Regions from separate parts of the Homo sapiens genome. Here region 2 is linked to region 1. The links are chromatin contacts, found by Hi-C in ENCODE. All regions are on one chromosome and are shown on one strand. The core of a region is the stretch at or near the end of the contact, and the rest is flanking DNA. Distances in the headings are between cores, read along the strand shown. Region 1 overlaps LINC01725 (long intergenic non-protein coding RNA 1725). Region 2 holds the start of LINC01725 (long intergenic non-protein coding RNA 1725).

Region 1 (2,700 bases), core at 151-2,650:
ATAATGTTGCCGCTAAGAGAGCTAAAGCTCATCTAGAGAAACGGAGTCCCTGGGAGGTGGCTTGAGTGATGGACAGGACCCAGGGCTAGTTCTAGGACACTGGCCCACGCCTCAAGTATTTATTTTCCCTGCTGTTCTCTGGAAAAAATCTGGCATTACATTTATGATTTAATAAATGGCAATCCTGTGTCGGCTGCACATTTTTGCACATCAGAAGAGGTTCCCACATTGTCACTTTGCCTTCTCCTCACCAGATAAACTGCTGAAACTCTCCCACGTCAAATAACCTAGAAATGTACCGATAATGAATCTTTCCCAGTGCGGCTGTGCCATTCACTCACTTAAACTTCAGCTGCCTGCTGAGGCTCTCGGTCCTTGAGAATAAATATACATTAGATGCAAGCAGGGTACATACAAACGCCAAGAAATAATACAAAGCAGGGTGAACAGCTTGCAGGAGGAACCTGCGGAAGACTCCAGTCTCTCTACAGCAGGGAGAGTCTCTGAGTGGGGAATCAGCTTCAAAGAGATGAGCTACGGAGACTAAGTCCTCTAATCACTAGCTTTACATGCACTGAGATTGACAAGCTGGTGGGCAGCCCCAAATGGCAGCCCTAGGCATGATAGAGAACTTAGCTTCTCCACAGCCCAGCTCGGCTGCCAGAACTGTGCTCCCTGCAACTCCCATGGCCAAATGGGTAGACGAACTGTTTGTCTTTTGTTTGGTGTAAAAACCCATAGAGAAATCCAGCTTGTATGCAAGCTCTGCAATGCTAGGGTTTTATCTGACCTCACTTTTATTGCTCAAATGCTCCAGACTCTCTTTCCCTTCCTCTTGCTCAGCGATTGACCCTTTTCCTTGAAATAAGCAAATAGCATGTATTAAAAATCATTTCAGGCTATGGGGTCCTGGAGCCAGGGATGAGGATCAGAGTGTGTGACATCACACTCTGATGTCAGAGTGTGTTGACACCAACATTCTCCTGCAGTATGCAGACACATAAGGATGCTGGTGGAATTTCAGAGATTGTCTCCTGGAGCTGCTGTGTCCCCTGTGCAGCAATCTGGAGGCTCCCTGGTGCCTGGGTTCACCTGGGGAGCTCTGCTACCACTGGCCCCTGGTTCTCCCCTCTAGAGGCTCATGAGATTCAGTTCTCAGGGTCCTTGGCTCTGGAAATTGCTGCTTCTGTCAGTTACTACAGCTTAGACTCAGTGTACGTTAGGGTGTGTTAGGACATGGCATGAATATTATTTGCTCCTGTTCTTATGAAAATGTGTATAACTGAAAGGAGTTACCTTTACCTGTGTGTTTGGAAGGTGCTTCACAAAACTGTTCTGCCCAGCTCCCTCCCTATAGATTCTGAGTTACACTTACCACTTCCCAATTCTAGAGACTTTCTCTTTTGCAGCTGCCTCATCTAGGGGAGTCCCCCAGGGGCCACACTGTTGCCTGACAAGCAAATGAAGCCAGGAGGAAGCAAGAAAGGCCGCCACAAAGCCATCCCCTCTCGCAACAAAGCCCTAAGCTCCTGCTTGCTCATTTGATTAAAACAAAGTCTCCAACTGCCTCCCACAGCACCCTCCCTTGGAGAGTTCATGCTCAGAGCCACCGAGTAATTTTTATTGTATAACAAACAGTTGCTTAAATAGGTTGTCTGCAAATGGTCATTATATCCGCCTCCCCCTCCACCTGCCACAAATCTCCCATGGTGGGGGGCAGGCCCTGGCAGCTGTCCCCCTGCCCACCCACCCCTCAGCAGCCCTCATAAATAAGCTCCAGTATCAGCAGGACCAAGAGAGACCTGCAGTGGTAGGAGGGGCTGGACAACCTGGAACTTTGAAGGAAGAATTCCAAATGCTCTGTGGCACACTTAGCACTTTGAGAGAAGGGAGGCTGTGGGAACAGAGTCAGATTTCTTCTGCAGGGAAATTACTCAAATAGGTTTTAAAATTTATAGTCCGTGTTGTGATAATAAATAAAAATAAAATATACTCCCCCCAACTCAGAGTTTCTTTGGCTGCAGAAGTCCTCTGGGGTTGGCTCCCTCTACTGCTATGCTGTTTAGACAGAAAACTGGAGAGTAGTTTTCCCTGAAGCTGCTCCAAGGCTCCGGCTTCTATTCCCAGTTGAATTTGCATTCCACCGGCTTGATTCCTCCTAAAAGGCACCTTCCTTCTCTGCAGACTAGCGCTGACCACCCTGACCCCCTCCACACCTCCTGTTCACTCCCACTATGATTCCTTCTTTCCTTTGGTTTCTGTCCTGCTTGGCCAGAGAAGCCCCTCCCAAATCACGAGCAGCTTCACTAAGCCATTGACAGCACACACTGATGTCTAATAACAAAGCATTGCTCAACGATCCTCACCCTATCTACCCTGTTGGTCCCAACTCCAGTGCCACTGCCCCCCATTCCGGCTCACATCTGTCTGCTGCATAACCCAGAGAGGTGACATGCAGAATTAAATTTAAACATTCAAAATCTAGGGTTCCAATTGTGGGTGCAGTTACATAATTACAACACTTACCATATAATAGAATAACATTGTTTAGGGTAAGATTTTGGAGTTGCACTAATGGATGCTTTTTTCTGTTTTCTGTAAACAGTCTTGATATATTGAAGAGGAGACATTGTCAGTAATCACAGTACTTCTCAATGCATCTCGTGAATTGTGTCCAAATGTAAGAAAAGCAGACTAGTT
Region 2 (2,700 bases), core at 106-2,605, 100 kb after region 1:
CAATCTTATGGGGACTATAATTATCATCCCCATTTCACAGATAAGCAAAATGAGAAACAAGGTATTAAGCAACTTATACAAGGTCAGCCCATTAGTAAGTGGTGCAGCTGGGATGTAAACTCTGGCAGTTTAGCTCCTGAGTCCAGCCTCTTAGCGACTACATTACACACCTCTCATCTGGATAAAACATAAAACTGTAGAAAATCCAGGAGTCCTTTCTAAAGAGAGAGGTTTTAGCTGGGTTTTGGAGGTACGTTGTCTTTTTTTTTCTTTTTGCCTCTTTCTACTATATGCCCTTATTTATAACCTAAAATATTAGATATGAAATTCTGCCTTCTGTTAAGCAAATGACCCATTATGCCTGATGTCCATAAGGGCCATTCCATCTGGAAACCAGAGCTAGTCCCTTAATTGTTCCATGCTAATAGTTAATAGAACATTTGATAGAATTCCTTACATATACCTTTGTTATTTAGCCTTATGACATTTCATTAGAATTATTTAGATGACTTTTTCCTGTACTAGAATTTGAACTCATGGAAAGTGAGGATGTTATTAATAATTTGTTTCTCTGTTATCTAGCATAGCAATTGACACACAGCTGACACTCAACATACATTTGTTAAATAGAAATTACATGCCACAAAGAAAGAAAGCCTGAAAGAAACAACCTTAGCCTGCATATTAAACGCACAGATAATTGCCTGTTTTACACTAAATGAACTTTTTAACAACAATGAAAAAAATTTTTGGACAACTTTCCTGACCTCTATCCTTTATTCCTCATGTAAAATAGGTCAAAAAGTCTGAACGATCCTTTCTCAGACATGTCTCCTGAATCTGGATCATCACCATGCCACCCGGGGTAGGCTCTGGTCCTAACCGGCCTGGACTCTGAGCAACGGTGTCCTGACTGCTCTCCTGACAACTGTCACTCCCAGGCCCGGCCACTCGCCGTCTCAGCGCCCCCTCGCGGCCCTTCTCTACCCACCTCGGGACTTCCCAGGCCTCCTGGCTGCGCCGCAGACCCTCCCCGTCCCAGATCCCGCCAGGGCCCACTCGGGCTCCAGCCGCTGCCTGGGACAGCCAAAGGCCGGCCCGGGCGGTTCTTCCCCAGGTGGTCCGGGGCGTCCCGGGCCGCACTGGCCTGGCCCATGGGCCCCGAAGAAGGCGCTCACCCAAGGACCACTGTCCGAGCGGCTTCCCCCGGCCCGGCCTGGTGCCGCGTCCCCACCAGCCCGGGGTGGCAGGTTCTACTCGGGAAGCCTGTTTTATGTCTTCTTTCACGCCCATATCACACCGACAAGGGTGAAGCTGTGGAACTTATACCTCGGCTGGGCCCCGCCGCCAACTCCTAGGGCACGGGAACTGCGCACAGGCCGGGGTTCCGCGAGGGGCGGAGCTTCCCGCTCTGCCCTCGGGCAGGTGAGCCGGAGCCTGGCACGTGGGCCTGGGTGTCCTGACAGCCCTGGCCCCCGCCGCCTCTGTACCAGGGAGAGCGCCTGGAAGGCGCCGCTGCCTCTCTCTCCCTACGTGCCCACCTGCCTCTAGGAACTGGTGAGTTACTTCAGTTCTATGTGAGTCTCCAGTGCCACAATTTAGTGTGTACACCAAACGGTGTTATTGAATAGATGAAGATGATTACCACCTGGTAATGAGTTTCCTTAGTCCCGTTCTTATAGAACCTGAAACTCAACGCTAACCACCCCCCCCCCCCGACTTAGAATCACAAACTAGATAGAATCTTTCTGACAATCGGGTGAGTTGGGTTTAATATGCAATGAGGAAATTATACTTTACTCCAAAAACTAGTGCTTGTTATTTTCCTCACAACAAAACTCTCAGATAGACAAAGTTGGCAACCCTATTCCACTCAGCTAGTCGATAAAAGAACCAGGATGGAACTATGATGGGAACCCACATCTTCAGCTTCCTATTGCAGTGTATGTTCTATTACATATGAAAAAGAGACAATAAAGTAGAGGATAAGTAGGACGCTAAAGAAGTAAGGAAAGGAGAGAATCCAGTGTTTGTAAGGAGCTTTGTTTTATTTTCCCAAAGCTTGGAGATTACTTGGCAAAGTGTGATGGTGCTACACAGCCCGTAAGAAATTTGTAATCACCCATCTAACAAGTACCTAGGCTGGATCTGCAAACTGCGTGGAAATTTCTAGCACGTGTGGGAAGAAGCATGATCAACATTTCTTAGACCATTTCAGGTCCGGAAGTGGCCCTCTTGCAGTTTAGCAGGACATATATTCTCAAGAGATTCTGAGTAGCCACAGAACTTACAGAAGTTGTCATTATTTACCTACTGCTCAGAAAAACAGGACACTGTCTGTGGGCCAATTTGCTAAGAAAAAAATTTAAATAATATGTAAATAAATGTAAATAATGTAGAAGCACAATCTGCCTTTGCTTTTTCTTATAAATATAAGAAAATATTTTCATTAAAATAACCAAAAAATAGACAAGATTTACCCAGCACCTTTAGAATGAAAGTAACGTGGCAGTGCTTCACTGGGAAAAAGTGAAGCTGAATGAGATGAAATTTAGAAACTGAGAAATGGTCAGGAAAAAACAAGAATTCAAAAAGCAAATAGAAGTATTATTTGACTGAAAAACCTGAGGCTAAAATATGAAATCAAGCTAATTTCTGAGGTATCTACTTATTCTTTGTTTCAAGACAAGTCTGACTCCA

What was found. A loop is a pair of places that touch in the nucleus more often than their neighbours do. Pooled maps may share reads with other maps.
Region 2: a loop to region 1 is called in a map of B cell, with 5 times the contacts of the local background. The contact joins the promoter of LINC01725 here to the enhancer-like site in region 1. A Hi-C loop is called at or near these places in 1 of 168 maps with a recorded cell type or tissue (B cell), 1 of 37 single-sample maps with no recorded cell type and 7 of 50 pooled maps.

The regions. Positions count from the first base shown.
Region 1 is chr1:83,759,836-83,762,535 of GRCh38, forward strand. All of the region lies in intron 1 of LINC01725 (long intergenic non-protein coding RNA 1725), which reads right to left. Among named protein-coding and RNA genes, the nearest start is that of LINC01725, 100 kb to the right of the region's middle. RefSeq lists an enhancer at 1,066-1,215. Within about 2 kb of position 1,401, at least 2 of the 41 ENCODE cell types and tissues checked have a DNase peak (open chromatin) inside an H3K27ac peak, as active enhancers do; they include B cell, where a contact is called at or near this core.
Region 2 is chr1:83,859,641-83,862,340 of GRCh38, forward strand. LINC01725 (long intergenic non-protein coding RNA 1725) reads right to left here and starts at 1,356. Exons shown (of 3, transcript NR_119375.1): 1 at 1,179-1,356. LOC101927560 (a long non-coding RNA gene) reads right to left here and starts at 906. Exons shown (of 3, transcript NR_119374.1): 1 at 768-906. RefSeq lists silencers at 1,035-1,214, 1,315-1,444.